Linked DNA regions of Homo sapiens: region 2 is linked to region 1. A link is a loop called in an ENCODE intact Hi-C map of the cell type or tissue named here. Cell type or tissue: heart right ventricle. All regions are shown on one strand. Links, peaks and the distances in the headings refer to the core of each region. The heading gives the core; the rest is flanking DNA.

What was found. Hi-C counts contacts between places; a loop is a spot of excess contacts. Peaks named below come from ENCODE experiments on the same cell type or tissue, not always from the same donor. Only the 100,000 strongest peaks of a DNase experiment are listed, where the experiment ranks them.
Region 2: a loop joins it to region 1, with 2.2 times the contacts of the local background. A loop is called at or near these places in 3 of 110 quality-filtered maps.

The regions. Positions count from the first base shown.
Region 1 is chr5:139,259,507-139,267,095 of GRCh38, forward strand. No RefSeq gene overlaps it. Among named protein-coding and RNA genes, the nearest start is that of SNHG4, 11 kb to the right of the region's middle. RefSeq lists an enhancer at 3,149-3,218. In heart right ventricle, for the core only: a CTCF peak has its summit at 3,329 (motif pointing left); a DNase peak (open chromatin) is centred at 3,325; H3K27ac peaks cover 2,082 bases.
Region 2 is chr5:138,969,045-138,976,633 of GRCh38, forward strand. The region is part of intron 7 of SIL1 (SIL1 nucleotide exchange factor); the gene reads right to left. It overlaps LOC124901079 (a long non-coding RNA gene), which reads left to right. Exons shown (of 2, transcript XR_007058954.1): 2 at 1-6,895. Among named protein-coding and RNA genes, the nearest start is that of LRRTM2, 98 kb to the left of the region's middle. In heart right ventricle, for the core only: a CTCF peak has its summit at 4,029; a DNase peak (open chromatin) is centred at 3,412; H3K27ac peaks cover 2,500 bases.

The DNA.
Region 1 (7,589 bases), core at 2,332-4,831:
TGTTTGCTCTTGTGTTCTGGGTCCTGGGTGATATGTGTGTTCTGAAAATGCCTGGATGGATCATGACCCTCTGGAACCCCTCTGGGTATTTTGGGTAACTGCGGAAGATCGCCATACCTTCTCTCTCCTTCCCCAGCTCTAACAAAATGGCTTTGGCTTCACCCTGGGCTTCCCAAATTCTTCAGCAAAGGTTGGCTCCTTCTTACCTCATCTCTAAATACATAATCACATGTGCTTCCCAGAACATGACAAGTTCTTGAAACCTTTGTATGTATATTTTCTCTCTCTGGAATGCCAGTATTCCCCCTACGTTTTAGACCAGGAAAATTCCTAACTATCCTCAATCTCAACTCAAATATGACCTCTCTCCCCACCAATATCATCATCACTCAGATCATCATTTCTTGCCTGGACTACTCCCTAACTCATCTCTAGGACTGCCACTCTGGCCCTACCCCATCCATTTTTCATACTGCACCCAGAGTAATTCTTTTAGAGACAGGGTCTGGCTTTGTCACCCAGGCTGGAATGAAGTGGCATGATTATAGCTCACTGAAACCTTGAACTCCTGGGATTAAACGATCCTCCTGCCTCAGCCTCCAGGGTAGCTAGGACTACAGGTGCATGCCACCATGCCTCACTCTTTCAAAAAAATTTTTTTGTAGAGATGGGCTCTTGCACTGTTGCCAAAGTTGGTCTTGAACTCCTTGACTCAAGCAATCCTCCCACCTCAATCTTCCAAAGGGCTGGGATTGCAGGCATGAGCCACCTCACCTGGTCTACTTTCTAAAATGCAAACTTGATTGTATCACTCTCCTTAAAACTCTTATATGGTTTCCCCTGCCCTAAAGGTAAAGTCATGACCCCTTAACCCAGTTTGGGCTCTTCTACCTCACTCCCACCCACTTCTCTTGCTTCTTGTTTTCTGGCCCCACTTACTACCCTACTGGTACCTCAGCCAGAGTTCCTGACACATTTTCTCAGCTCCTTGAAACTTGCCTCTCTTTTTTTTTTTTTTTGAGACGGAGTTTTGCTCTTGTTCCCCAGGCTGGAGTATAATGGTGCAATTTCTGCTCACTGCAACCTCCGCCTCCTAGGTTCAAACGATTCTTCTGCCTCAGCCTCCCAAGTAGCTGGGATTACAGGTGCACGCCACCATGCCTGGATAATGTTTTGTATTTTTAGTAGAGACGGGGTTTCACCATGTTGGCCAGGCTGGTCTTGAACTCCAGACCTCAGATGATCCACCCGCCTCAGCCTCCCGAAGTGCTGGGATTACAGGCGTGAGCTACCGCACCCGGCCTGAAACTTGCCTGTCTTGACCCTACGTGATGTTCCCTTGGCTTGGAACTCTCTCTCTTCTTCTCCTAGCTAACTTCTACTGACCCTTCAGGTAGGTCTTAGCCTGAACTCACTTCACTATAAGCCCTTCCCCAGACTCAGTGAGCTGCCTCTGCTTCCTGCTCTTACTGCCCAGTATTTTTCCCAATACAGCAGTGATCCTGTTAACTGCTTATTTATTTACTCATATGTCTCCCACATCCAACTGGGAGCTCCTTGAGGACAAGGACCTACCTTATTCCTTGCTTAGCCCAGAGTCTAGTAGGCTCTTTATGAATAATTGTTGAATTAGTGAGTGAACCAAGCATTCCCTGTCTTCACAGCACATACTCAGGCACTGCTGCAGCTTCTACCACCATCATTCTCATAGTTACTGTTCCAGATCATAGGTGACTGATTGTCTGGGTGTTCTTCTCTTTATGGACTGGGATTGCACCTTTAATGTTTGTACCCCTAATACTTTTTTTTTTTAGACAGAGTCTCGCTCTGTTGCCTAGGCTGGAGTGCAGTGGCACAATCTTGGCTCGGCTCACTGCAACCTCAGCCTCCCAGGTTCAAGCGATTCTCCTGCCTCAGCCTCCCAAGTAGCTGAGACCACAGGTGCATGCCACCACACCTGGCTAATTTTTTGTATTTTTAGTAGAGACGGGGTTTCACCATGTTAGCCAGGATGGTCTCGATCTCCTGACCTTGTGATCTGCCCACCTCGGCCTCCCAAAGTGCTGGGATTACAGGCGTGAGCCACCACGCCCAGCCCTGTGCCCCTAATACTTAATACAGTGCTCAACATTCATCTTTCCATCCCCCACTCATTATTTTTTAACAATTATTTCTTGAGTATCTACTGTGTGCTAGATATGGTGGGTATAGCAGTGAACAAGGTAGACAGGGCCCTGCCCTCAAGCTCACATTTTAGTGGCAAACAGTGAGTGCTCAGTGAACAGGAGGCTCAGTGGACCTCAGCCCTACTGGGAAGCCTCTGGAGTATTTCCTGTCAGGAGCTACAAAGCAGGGAGTACAGGTTCTGTGGGGGGAGAGTAGATTTTCTTGGTGACCTCTGGACCTCTCTTTGTCCAGGTCTCCTTGGGACTGGCCATCAGGTATCAGCAGCAGGGAGGGAAGAAATGAGGAAGGGAGAGAGAGGCAAGTATAGACAAGGTCTGAGTCCCTAAAGACAGGGAATTGTGTGTGGCTCAATGCCCATGGCCACTTTGCCGAGGCAGTTTGGTAATCAGCTTTCTTTCCTACACTGGAGCAGAAGAAAGAAATAGAGCCACACAGTGAAAGACGTAAAAGGATAGAAATGATAGAGGAAAAAGGAAGGAGAGAAAAAATGGAACAGAGAGGAGGAGGAGCATAAGGAGAGGGAGTAAGATTGAGGCACAGAAACAAGGCCTGCAGGACTGAGCCCTGCCTGCGTCATTGGCGGTCAGCTCTGGGGTATAGCTCTTCATTTGGGTCATCAGGGGAAAAAAAATATTCAATTTTGAACCCTTGGAATTCCCTAGATGCTTTCAGTAGCCCACTGATCCCTCAAGTTGTCTTTGGCTCCATCTGGCCATCCCAGGAGGCTCCCGCCAGGGACCTGCCAGCCCCCAGACCAAGATATAGTCATTGTGGACCCTCTCAAGCAAAGGGCAAGTGAAGGAAAAACAGCCTGTCTGAGAACAGCAGCCACTGGTTTTCTTCGTTTAAAAAAATTTTTTTTAGTGCTTATATAATTGCAGAAACCACTGATTTTTATCTTTCTCAGAAAAGACCCTGTGTTCACCATCTGTTTCCTGACTAGGGGCTTCAGGCCCTACTCTCTGAGACACTGGCCTAACAGTATCCTAATCTGTAGGCACAGAGCAGAAACTTCCCTGAGCTGGGAGCTGGGGAGGCAGGGCTCCCAGATGCCAAGCCGCAGTCTGAGTTCCTTACAGTGATGCTGCTCTTTCTAGAAACCTCAGCTGCTCGCTCCTGAGGCTGGGATGCCATCTGCTGCTCAGCTTAGGAAACTGGCTGATGGGCTGCACAGCCAAGGCTGAGTCTGGTGGGGGCTGGGCAAGAGGCCCGCCCTGGGTCTCAGGAGAGCCATGTTTTTTGTTTCTGGATAAATCCAGTACTGGCCTTCCGGGACAGAGCAAATAGTCTGTCCTCAGTCATTCTTCTTAGACTAGACAAGATGCCTCTCTTCGACAAGAAGAGACCTAGGGATTTTAGGGGGATGGGTGGGTCTGCTCTGCCCTTCGCAAAGTTCAGTGTCATCTCAAGGTTAAATTACCGAGAGAGGTCCAGGCTGCCTCTGAAGTTCTATAGATTTCCTCAAAGGGTTTATTTTTGTCTTTTCTTTTCTTTTGCTTTTTTTTTTTTTTAATTTGCAGGTTTAACTAAGATTATTACAAGTTGAGTTAATTGGCTGAATGAAATAATGAGGCCAGGCCTAGAGGAAGTGGGGCTTTGAAGAAAAAAGCATGCTCATGCAGAATTGAAATAAAATCTTCAGACTCTCAGCAGTTTTTGAAGCCCCTGCTCTTTGGACTGTCCTCGTTCAGGCTCCAACCCAGATAGGGTTGGGAACTCTAGTATTTTAGGGGCCACATATTTGTTGGTATTTCTTGAAGAAATGGTTATTCTGAGGAAATTTTCTACAAGCCAGTGTGGTAACCAGCCTCCAGGATGATCCATCCCCAATGCTGTCCATGTACTGATATTCATGCACTTGTAAATCCCCTCTCCCATATGGTACCAGGGTTTGTCTGTGTGACCAATAGAATATGACAGAAGTAATCATATGTAACATACAAGATTAGGTTATAAAAGACACTGTGGCTTCTTTCTTGGTCACTCTGTCATCTGATCACTCACTCTGGGGCAAGCCAGTTGCCATGTAGTGAACAGTGCTGTGGAAGGTCATGTGATAAGGAACTAGGCCTTCTATCAACAGCCAAGTGAGCCATCTTGGTAGCAGATCCTCTGGCCCTCATCAGGGCCTCAGATGACTGCAGCCCTAGTGGACGGCTTGACTACAACCTCATGAGTGACCCTGAGCCAGCTTAGCTGAGCTGCTCCCCAATCCTGACCCCCAGAAACTGTATGAAATAAACATTTGTTACTTTAAGTTCTTGAAGTTTTGGGATAATTTGTTTTGCAGCAACATAATAAATTTGTTGTATGGTATTATTATTATATCATGGTATATCATCTGCATTATATCACTTCTTTTCCTTATAAAGTCTGGTGTCTGGACTCCACCCCCTTAATCTCTCTAACCTCATCTCTTACCACCCTGCCTCCCCGCCGGCTTAGTCTCACCCTTGGCTCAGTCTGCCACAGACCCGTTGAATTTGCTTTTCTCTCTGATGGAACTCCCTCCCACTCAACCAACCCCAAAATCTCTGCATGGTAACTTCTTTATCTCCTTCAAGTCTTCATTCAAATGTCACCTCCTCAGTATAGCCTGTCTTGACACTCTTCACTCCTTGTATAGTAACTCCTACATCTTCCTTTTTTTTCGCTACTGTATTCTTAGCCCTTATAGTTATATAACATGTAATAAAATATCTTTTACATATTTATCTTGTAATTTCTGTCTTCCTCCACTAGAATGTAAGCTCCATGAAGGCAAGAATTTGTGTTTTTGTCTATTTTAGTTAATGTTCTATTCTTAGCATCTGGAATGGTGACAAGCATATGGGAGATATGCAATATATTTAGTTGAATGGGAAAAAAATGAATGTCATAATTTGCCATTTATATCTTCTAGATTCCATGTTATATATCATATGCCATAGTATGATAGTTGACATATATGTTGTATTTAAATGCAGTACAAGGCAGTGCAGATACAAGGGCCATAAATAAGAAGATCCAGCCAGGCATGGTGGCTCACGCCTGTAATCCCGGCACTTTGGGAGGCCGAGGCAGGCAGATCACTTGAGGTCAGGAGTTCGAGACCAGCCTGGTCAACATGGTGAAACCCCGTCTCTACTAAAAATACAAAAATTACCTGGGCATGGTGGTGGGTGCCTAAATACCAGCTACTAGGGAGGCTGAGGCAGGAGAATAGCTTGAACCCAGGAGGTGGAGGTTGCAGTGAGCTAAGATCACACCACTGCACGCCAGCTTGGGGGACAGAGCCAGCCTATGTCTCCAAAAAAAAAAAAAAAAGGAGACCCAGACTTGTTGCTTGTTGGCCAGCTATGTGACCATGAGCCAGGCATGTAACCTCTCTGGGTCTGTTTTACTCGTCTGTAAAGCAAGACTAATATAACTTCCTTGTCTTATCATAGAGTAGTTGTAGGGATCAAATAAGATGACAAATGTTACAGCATTTTTAAAGAGTCTAACACATGATGTAAGTGTTTCTGAAATGTGTTCCAAAGACCAGTTATCCCAGGGTATGAAGAAAAAGAAAGGTCAAAGAGGTTTGCAAAATGTGAGTTCCCATATTCTAACTCCTGCTGGACATTCGCAACTCACATTAGCACATGACAGGCTCTGAAAATCCTGCACATAAATATCTACTCCCAGTGCACCTAACTATACATTGGGAAAACTTGCTCTATACAAATACAGAGCATTATCTTTATTATCAGAATAGTACTGTTAGTTTATAATTTATTATTTTTTTTTGAGACAAAGTCTTTTGCTGTCACCCAGGCTGGAGTGCAGTGGCACAATCTTGGCTCACTGCAACCTCCGCCTCCCAAGTTCAAGAGATTCTCATGCCTCAGCCTCCCGATTAGCTGGGATTACAGGAGCCTGCGACCACGCCCAGCTAATTTTTGTATTTTTAGTAGAGACAGAGACATGTTTTCACCACGTTGGCCAGGCTGGTCTCAAACTCCTGACCTCAGGTGATCTGCCCACCTCAGTCTCCCAGAGTGCTGGGATTACAGGCATGAACCATCACGCTCGGCCTATTGTTACTTTAGATCAAGAAGGAGTGCTAACGTTCTTGGAACAGAAATTCCAGTGGGTTGGGCAATGAGATCCAGCAGCTGAAATGGAGATTGGAGGAGGGAAGAAGGAGGAGGAGAAAATAGAAAAGGAGGTGGCACAAGAGAGGAAGAAAGGAAAAGAAGAGCAAGGAAAATAAGAAGAAGAAACAAAAATGGTGGTGAAGGGAGAAAAGGACAACTAAACTAATCCCCTTTGCAAATAACTGTAGAAAAAAGGCAGGTCTGGCACGGTGGCTCACGCCTGTAATCCCAGCACTTTGGGAGGCCAAGGTGGGCAGATCACCTGAGGTTGGGAGCTCGAGACCAGCCTGACCATCACGGAGAAACCCCATCTCTACTAAAAATACAAAATTAGCCAGGTGTGGTAGCGCATGCCTGTAATCCCAGCTACTTGGGAGGCTGAGGCAGGAGAATTGCTTAAACCTGGGAGGCAGAGGTTGCCATGAGCCGAGATCACACCATTGTACTCCAGCCTGGGCAACGAAAGCGAAACTCCATCTCAAAAATAAATAAATAAATAAATAAATAAAGGCAGCCTGAGATCTCCTACGGATGGGGTGGGAGAGAGAATCCTAGAATCCTAGCGCTGCCTGCCGAGCCCTGCTTGTTCCTTTAAGTGTGACCTCTGCCAATTTCCGCAGTTGGAGCTCAGGCTTCCTTTTCAACTTCGAGGAATCTCTGATTGAAGATATTTCTTCCTTTTTTTTTTTTTTTTTTTTTTGCACTTGGTTGTTTTATTTCCTCAAAAAAAAATTAAATCGATATTTCTTCCTTATCAGAGAGGAGGAATCAGGTAAAACAAATCAGCAATTTCTTTCTTTTTTTTTTTCGAGACGGAGTCTCGCTCTGTTGCCCAGGCTGGAGTGCAAAGGCGCGATCTCTGCTCACCGCAAGCTCTGCCTCCCTGGTTCACGCCATTCTCCTGCCTCAGCCTCCTGAGTAGCTGGGACTACAGGCACGCGCCACCTCGCCCGGCTAAGTTTTTGTATTTTTAGTAGAGACGGGATTTCACCGTGTTAGCCAGGATGGTCTCGATCTCCTGACCTCGTGATCCGCCCACCTTGGCCTCCCAAAGTGCTGGGATTACAGGCGTCAGCCACCGCGCCCGGCCTCCAAATCAGCAATTTCTTAATTTAGTGTACTTATTAAGTGCCTGAAATGGCAGCTGCCATTTTTTTCCTTTCCTTTTGAGCAATAAGCCTTGGAAGCACGCCTGGCTTGGAAAAGGAAGAGGACCAGCAATTCCTCCTGAAAGGATTCCTTAGGCTAAGTGGGACATGAAGAGGCCATCAGGTTTATTCT
Region 2 (7,589 bases), core at 2,624-5,123, 290 kb before region 1:
TCCTCCTAGGAATGTCTGTATTTGCTCACAAAGAGAAGTTTATATATATAAAACCAAGAAACAAATTTCTAATGGTATTAATTGAATTTTAGGCAGTAGCAGAAAGAAAAAAAGATTTGGGAAGCAGGGAGTTTCACTTGATTCCTGAAATCACCTCTAGTAGGTAATGCCCACCTCTGCTGTGTCTAAGATCAGCCCTGACTCAATCTTAGGATTAGGCACCGCCTGCCAGCCATGGCAGGACAGTCCACAGATATGTCCCCAGGTGGCCACTGTCACCTCCTTTCAGCCTGACCTCAGCTGGCTGTCCTCCTTGACAACAGTCCTCTCTGGCTGAAGACTGGAAACTGTAGGCTAGAGCTCCTGCTTTCCTTTCTGGGACTCTAACACAGTACCAGCCCAACTTTCCATGCCTCTGTCAGGTCAGCATGGTATCAGAGATGGCTGTTTGGCCACTCTCCTCCTGCAATAATACTCCACGCTCCACCAACCCCTGTTCCATCTGAGAGCCACTCACAGTCAGCTCTGCCCGAGGTCCCTGATAGATTGGCTGGTGCCAAGGATCCATTGAGGAGATGGCACAGAGCCACACAGGGGAGCAACAACATTGGAAGAGGGCAAGGTCAAGTTGACAAATACCATATACGATCAGAAAGAATTGCATGAACCGCAGTGGCATAATGTAGCATAACAGATGGATAATTAGATTTATTCTAAGAGCTGTAAAAGTAAGTAATTAAATAAAAATATGGAACAATGAATCTGCCACAGAGAGACATCTAACAGCCTCACAAGGGCCTTGCAGCTGGCACGAGCAGCCTGGGAAGGAAGCAGTGGGCAAGGAACCTCTAACACTGCCCTGATGTTTTAGGCACAATAAATTTAGCACCAGCTCACACTGGGCACAAGGGGACAGCTTGATCTCAGAGGGGGATAATCACACCCATGGCTGCAACAGTACTGTGCCCTGGGAGTATGGCCTCTTGTCTGCATCTGGAAGACAGCAGCCTGAGGTATTCCGATAAATGCCCCACCACTGGCATGTTTGGAAAGGCCCCTGCAAAGCAAGACTGGCAGATTGTATTTATCTTTGCAGAAGCAGAGGCAGAGAGGAAGGGAGATGAAAATGTATGCACAGATGACAGGATTCACTGCCACCAACAAAGGCAGGCTGGGAGACCCAGGTTCAGGTCTCCACTCTCCTCCCAAAGGATGGTGGCAGATGGTGAGGGTACAGTTACCACATAAGAAACACAAGGCAAGCACCCAATGTGTGCAAAGCAAAGTGTTAGGTACAGGATTTCACCAGGGAAGCAGCTTCCCTGGACATGACATTAGCTATTTGGAAGCAAACAGATCAGTTGGAAGTTGTTTTGTATTAGTTAGGACTCTGTTTTTAAGGGACCAAAATGAAATTCAGAGGAATTTGAATTCCTTTGAATTCCTTCCTCATCTATGGAAAAGAGAGTGTACTGGGTCCCATTATGAAGAGGCATGACAAAGGTAAAAAGCACAGCTGGGTCCAGAGGCTTAAGTAATGTGCCAAGGCCCTCTCTCAGCCTGCACCTCTAGGCTTTGCTTCTCTCCAGTTTTCTCCCTGTAAACAGCCAATCCCAGCATAAAGGTAACTACATCCTCCCAAGTGGTATAGAATTCCAGGGAAGATCCTGGCCAACATGGGGAAACCGTCTCTATAAAAATACAAAAATTAGCTGGGTGTGGCGATGCGCACCTGTAGTCCCAGCTACTAGGGAGGCTGAGGCAGGAGAATAGCTTGAACCTGGGAGGGGGAGGTTGCAGTGGGCCAAAATTGTGGTGAGCCAAGATTGCGCCACTGCACTCCAGCCTGGGCAACAAAGAGCAAAACTCAAAAAAAAAAAAAGAATTCCAGAGAAGAACTTTGATTGGTCCTGCTTGTGTGACACACACACCCCTGGACCAATTACTGTCCAGATGGAAGTGATACTGTGAGTGGCAAGTCTAGATCACATGACCAGCCCTAACTGGGAAGGGAACAGGTGGGGCATAAAGATTAACAGCCTCACCACACCATGTGGCACTGGTGAAGAGATTCCCAAAGGAAAGGAAGTATTATTTTCCAAAGAGGAGAACAGAATGTGTTGAGAGACCAAAAACAACATAAATCAAGAGCCTTCATAGCCCACCACATTGTTTTATACCACCCCAGGCCAAGATACTAGATGATAATTGACTATCTGGGGCTGGAATGGGAGGTGGCCAAGTCTATTAACAGTCTGGTTGGAGATTTGTTTGCAGAGATCCCATGTGACCTACCGGCTTGAAATGCTCCAAAGGCCCTGCTGCTTGTACTTCTAAAAGCAGCCCATCCTTGTAGACCTGCCCCTGAGACCATGCACAGGACTTTTTCTACTTCAAACAGCTCCACTTAGGAAATCTACACAGCACTAAAAGCATAGTGAGGAGTTCCCCCAGCAGCCAACTCTTTGCAGGGTTTTCTCACCAACTAACTTGAATCTTCTTCTCAGAGCACAGACCATAAAGATTAACTCCCCTGAACCTGGAAACCTCAGCACCTTTGACGGGGGTCAAGAGCGGGGATGAGGCTCAGCCCAGAGTTGCTCCCCATTCACACCAATGGTTTCACAGGATAGCTCTCTATTCCAATATACCCCTACATCCTGGAGAGGGAGGGAAACTCAGCATAATAGCTGCAAAAGTAGAAAACTTCCCACATCCCCAGCACCACAAAAGCTGCCACTTTGCTCAATGCCTAGCACAAAGGGCTCACAGTGGGGCTCTCCCCACAACCTGGCTTGAAGGAAGAGAGGTCCTTGGCCTTTCCTCACCTCCAGGGCCCACGGCACACTCTTCTAACATCCTCACTGGGCTCCAACCAACAGGCTCAGTCATCTCTCTGGCTAAATATCAAAGCAGCTTCCCTTCTCAAGCGTGTCCAAAACTCAGGTCTCCTTCAGGCCACACAGATGACACCCTCCAAAAGCCCAGAATGAGCTCTGTAGGGTCCCTGGGGAGAGCTGAGACATAGGAGGCCTCGTTGTTCCAAGGCCAGCTGGGGATAAGGGTTATGGGGACCTTTGGAAGCCAGATCCAGCAGGAGAATCATGAGGCTTCAGTTCCTGAGCTCTGCACATTCTTAAGTGATTCCGTTGACTTCACCAACAACCTGGGGCCCGCCGAAAGCAGTGGTGCTAGCCAACATCTGGTCACCAAGTTCTTTCTGCCACCATTACTTGTCCACTGAGCCTGTCCCTAGAAATGCAGAAAGACAAAGCTCAGCTCCCATGTGGAGTACTTAAATGCTCTAGCCATGCCTGGTACTCACAGCCACATTTGAAGGTCTGGTTCAACGCAGCCATGCTGGGTCCAGATGTAAGAACCTCAAGCTGGGCTAAAAAGCAGCTTTCCCATGGGTGAACCCTCTGGCTCAGAGCTCCTCAGGCTGGCTCTGCTGCTGCTCCACACATGCCACAATTTACTACAGCTGTTAAGAGCCCCAGAGACAAGAAAGCTCCTCCTTCCCACTTGTTCCCTGCCCTTCTTCAGCACAGGCTGGAACCAAGCACCAGCCAAACCTGGAGAGAACCTCAGAAACTATGACCCCACCCCACAAACTGAGCTCACACAATTTTTCTTGAGCCACAAACTAATTTTTGTTAATCCCAGAGAAACAGTTCAAACAGCAACTAACCTTTTTCTTCCTTCACAACTATTAAACTTGGACAAATACCTCAAAATAGTACATGAACCAAGAGTTTAATCCTTCTCCCCAGAGGCAAAGAGAGGACTATGTGGGTAACATGAGGGTAAAACCCTGGGTCCACCAAGTCCAGGACAAACGGGTCCTGGGTCCTCAGGCAAGGGGGACAGAGGGGCAATAAGAGCAGAAGGGAGGACAACCCAGGGCTGAGGCCCCAGTGATGGGGGTAGAGAAGCCCTTGTTCAGTCCCAGCATGGAGCTGAGGCTGGCCACAGTATTCCTACAGTACAGCAGGAGCGACACCTGCCTGCCACCTGGCTGAAGGGATCTGGGCAAACTGATGAGTCCACCCCCAAGCCCAAGCCAATTAAAGGTTATCCTTATACAATTAAAGGTTGTGTAACATATGTAACAAACCTGCGCGTTGTGCACAGGTACCCTAGAACTTGAAGTATTTAAAAAAAAAAAAAAAAAAAAAAGGTTGTGTAAGAATAAAGTGGCCCAGAGAATGATCATGAATGCTAAAACACAGAATCCAAAGGGCTCATGCCAGAAAACCCAACAGCAACTTCTGTGTCTTATTTTATAATAAGTAATTTAAATAATTATAAATCATGTAAGTTCATGGTAAAGAAAAAAAAAATCAAGCAGTATAGAAGAGTGCAAAATAGAAAGGAAAAGTCCCTGTTTCTCAGACCATCAGAGGTAAGAGCAGAGTTTTTTCTTTTTTCTTTTGAGACAGGGTCTCGCCCTGTCACCCAAGCTGGAGTACAGTGGTGTGATCACAGCTCACTACATCCCTGAGCTCCCAGGCTCAACTGATCCTCCTGTTGCAGCTTCCTATGTAGCTGGGACTAGACATATGCCACTGCACCTGACTAAATTTTTTTTTAATATAGAGCTGAGGTCTCACTATGTTACCCTCAAACTTCTGGGCTCAAGTGATCTTCCCGCCTCCCAGAATGCTGGGACTACAAGTGTGAGCCACCGTGTCCAGCCTTGACTAATTTGTTGTTGTGATTGTAGAGACTAAGTCCCACTATGTTGCCCAGGCTGGTCTCAAACTCCAGGCTCAAGTGATCCTCCTGCCTCAGCCTCCCAAAGTTCTAGGACTACAGGCATGAGCCATCACGCCCGGCCCAGATTTTTATATCACATATTTAAAAATATATGTGCAATATAAATTTATATATAAATCTTTACCCATTTACTTTTTATATGAATGGATCACGCTTCTACACATGCTATTTTCAATGTAGAGACCCTACTCTCCAGAAAGAAGAGGCTCCTCAGGTCTCTCCGTGCACCCCTTGATATCAAATTGAGCAGCAAACAGAAGAGAACAGGGGTGGCTGGTCATATTTTAAAAGACTCCAGGATACACTAACATTCCAGAACCAAAAGCTAAATCCAAAGAGCTCCTCAGGAAAGCGTGAACTCGGCTGCAACGGGGTCTCTCTCTACAGGCCAGGGAGAGGGAAGGCAGCCTTTATAAACCGTTCCTCTTGGGCTCTCCTGCCTGTGGCTGTTAGCTTCACCTCCCCCAACTTGCCATCTGAGGGCCTTCATTCTTCACTGTCATGCCTGTCACCACCTCTGTCCTCCCCCTTTGGGCCTGCTCTACAGCCTCCGCACTGCTCTGAAACATCACCACTGGCAGGACTGTGCAACTGAGAACAACAGGAGATGACCTCACGGCCTTTACATTCTAATGCCAGCTCCCAATTACTTGTACTGTTGAATAATTGAAAGAGGAGAATAATCCACTCAGCTGATTTGGGAAGCCAGCCAGGCACACAGATTATCTCAGAGTGAATTATTCACACTAGGGATAATTGGGAGTTGCCCAAACTTCTATTTGTAGTTCAGGCATCACGTGGAAGAACATTCGGTATGGAAAGTATGAAAGCTGGAGAGGGAAGGAGCCCCTGTTTCCGGGCCTGGGTTTCCTTTATGTTGCTTGGGAAGTCAATGCTCCTCTCTCGGTCTCACTCAGAGTCGGTGAGCACAATGATGATGATGATATTAACATTAACAATATTTTAGTGACAGCTCTTGCTGTATTTCCTTACAATGTGCTGTGTTCTGTGCTATGAGCTTCATGTGTATCATCCTACATTATCTCATTTAATCCTCACATGAGTCTGTGAAGCACCACTGTCTTCTTCATCTCTGAGCTGAGGAAGCTGAGGCTTAGGTTAAGTAACTTGCCCAGAGATATACAGCAACAAGCTGTATGTCCATCCATAGACCAGGATCTTACTCAAGAAGTTCTTTTGCCACACACCTCTTACCTCTCCCACTTTTAAGAGTCTTCCTTACACAAGACATAAAACTGTAAAGGATAAAAACACCCCATTTTTAGTATAATACTGTCTACTCTCATCTTGAAATTACTGGATTTCAAGGTAAGAAAAATGGCTCCCTCCTCTGAAGGTTGGCAAGAAGCCTATAGGAAGGGGCTGGTCAGCTGGTCAATCCATTTCGAGAAATCCAGTGTCTGGAAGCACAAGCCACTGGCAGACTTCCAGAAGAGCTCAGCCTTCTCTCATGATCAAAGACTCAAAAATGAAACCACTGTCCTCCCCCTGACACGCCACCACTTCAGCCAAGAGGCAGCTACTGAGCTGGGCAGCTCAGCACCGTGAGGCCAGAGCATGGGGGAAGGGCATAGGCTCAGTGAGCTGCAAGGAACACCTGCCTCAGACAAGGGTCCATGAGGTGACTGACTGTCCCTGCATGTGTGGGGTCTCCTTCCACAGTGCCTAGGACAGAGTCCCCAGATACTAGGTGTGGTGCCAGTCTCCAGCACGGTCACCGGCGATCCCCACCAGCGATCCCAGCCTTTGTGTTGGTGCCTCCCACATTAACTATAGATGATCTATGTGACCAAAAGAATAAAGAGGAAGTGATGATGTCGAATTCTAAGGCTAGGCCACAAAAAGAACTGAAGTTTCCATCTTGCTGTCCTATGTTGTTCACTCTGGGGGAAGCCATGGGGAGACCTGCACAGCCCTGTGGAGAAACTCACAGAGAGAGAAACCGAGGCCTCTCACCAACAACTGGCACCAACCAGCCAGGCGTGTAAACTGGAAGCAGATTCTCATACCCAGTCAACACCCTGCCTACATTTCCAAATTCCTGACCCAAAGAAACAGAAAAATAATAAACTATTACTGTTGTTTTAACCCACTACATCTGAGAATAATTTGTTATACAACAACACATAGCTAATAAACTGGACAAGAGGGAAAAGAGCTGCTTCACAGCATTGTTTCCAGAAGTGTGACGTATCCATAGAAGAACCAAACCTGGTGTCAGGGCCAGAGGCCACCAAAGGCCCTGACTAAGCCCCTAAGGTCTTAGAACACTATATGAGAAAAAACAATGACCTTCACGGCCCAGATATTCCAGCCCTCCAGTCAAGGAAAAGCTTGCAGAAAATATTCACGATGCCCATACCTCTGCCTCCAGTCAGGATGACAATAACAACAATATTAGAAGCTACCATTACTGAATGCTTACTATGTGCCCGGTGCATGCTCAGTATTCTTATATTACCTCTCTTTTTTTTTTTTTTTTTTTTGAGGCGGAGTCTCACTCTGTCACCCAGACTGGAATGCAGTGGCACGATCTCAGCTTACTGCAACCTCTGCCTCCTGGGTTCAAGTGATTCTCCTGCTTCAGCCTCCCAAGTAGCTGGGATTACAGGCACGCGCCACCATACCTGGCTAATTTTTTGTATTTTTAGTAGAGACGGGGTTTTGCCATGTTGGCCAGGCTGGTCTCAAACCCCTGAGCTCAGGAGATCCACCCGCCTCAGCCTCCCAAAGTGCTAGGATTAACAGACTTGAGCCACCACGCAGGCCATTACCTCCCTTATTCTTCA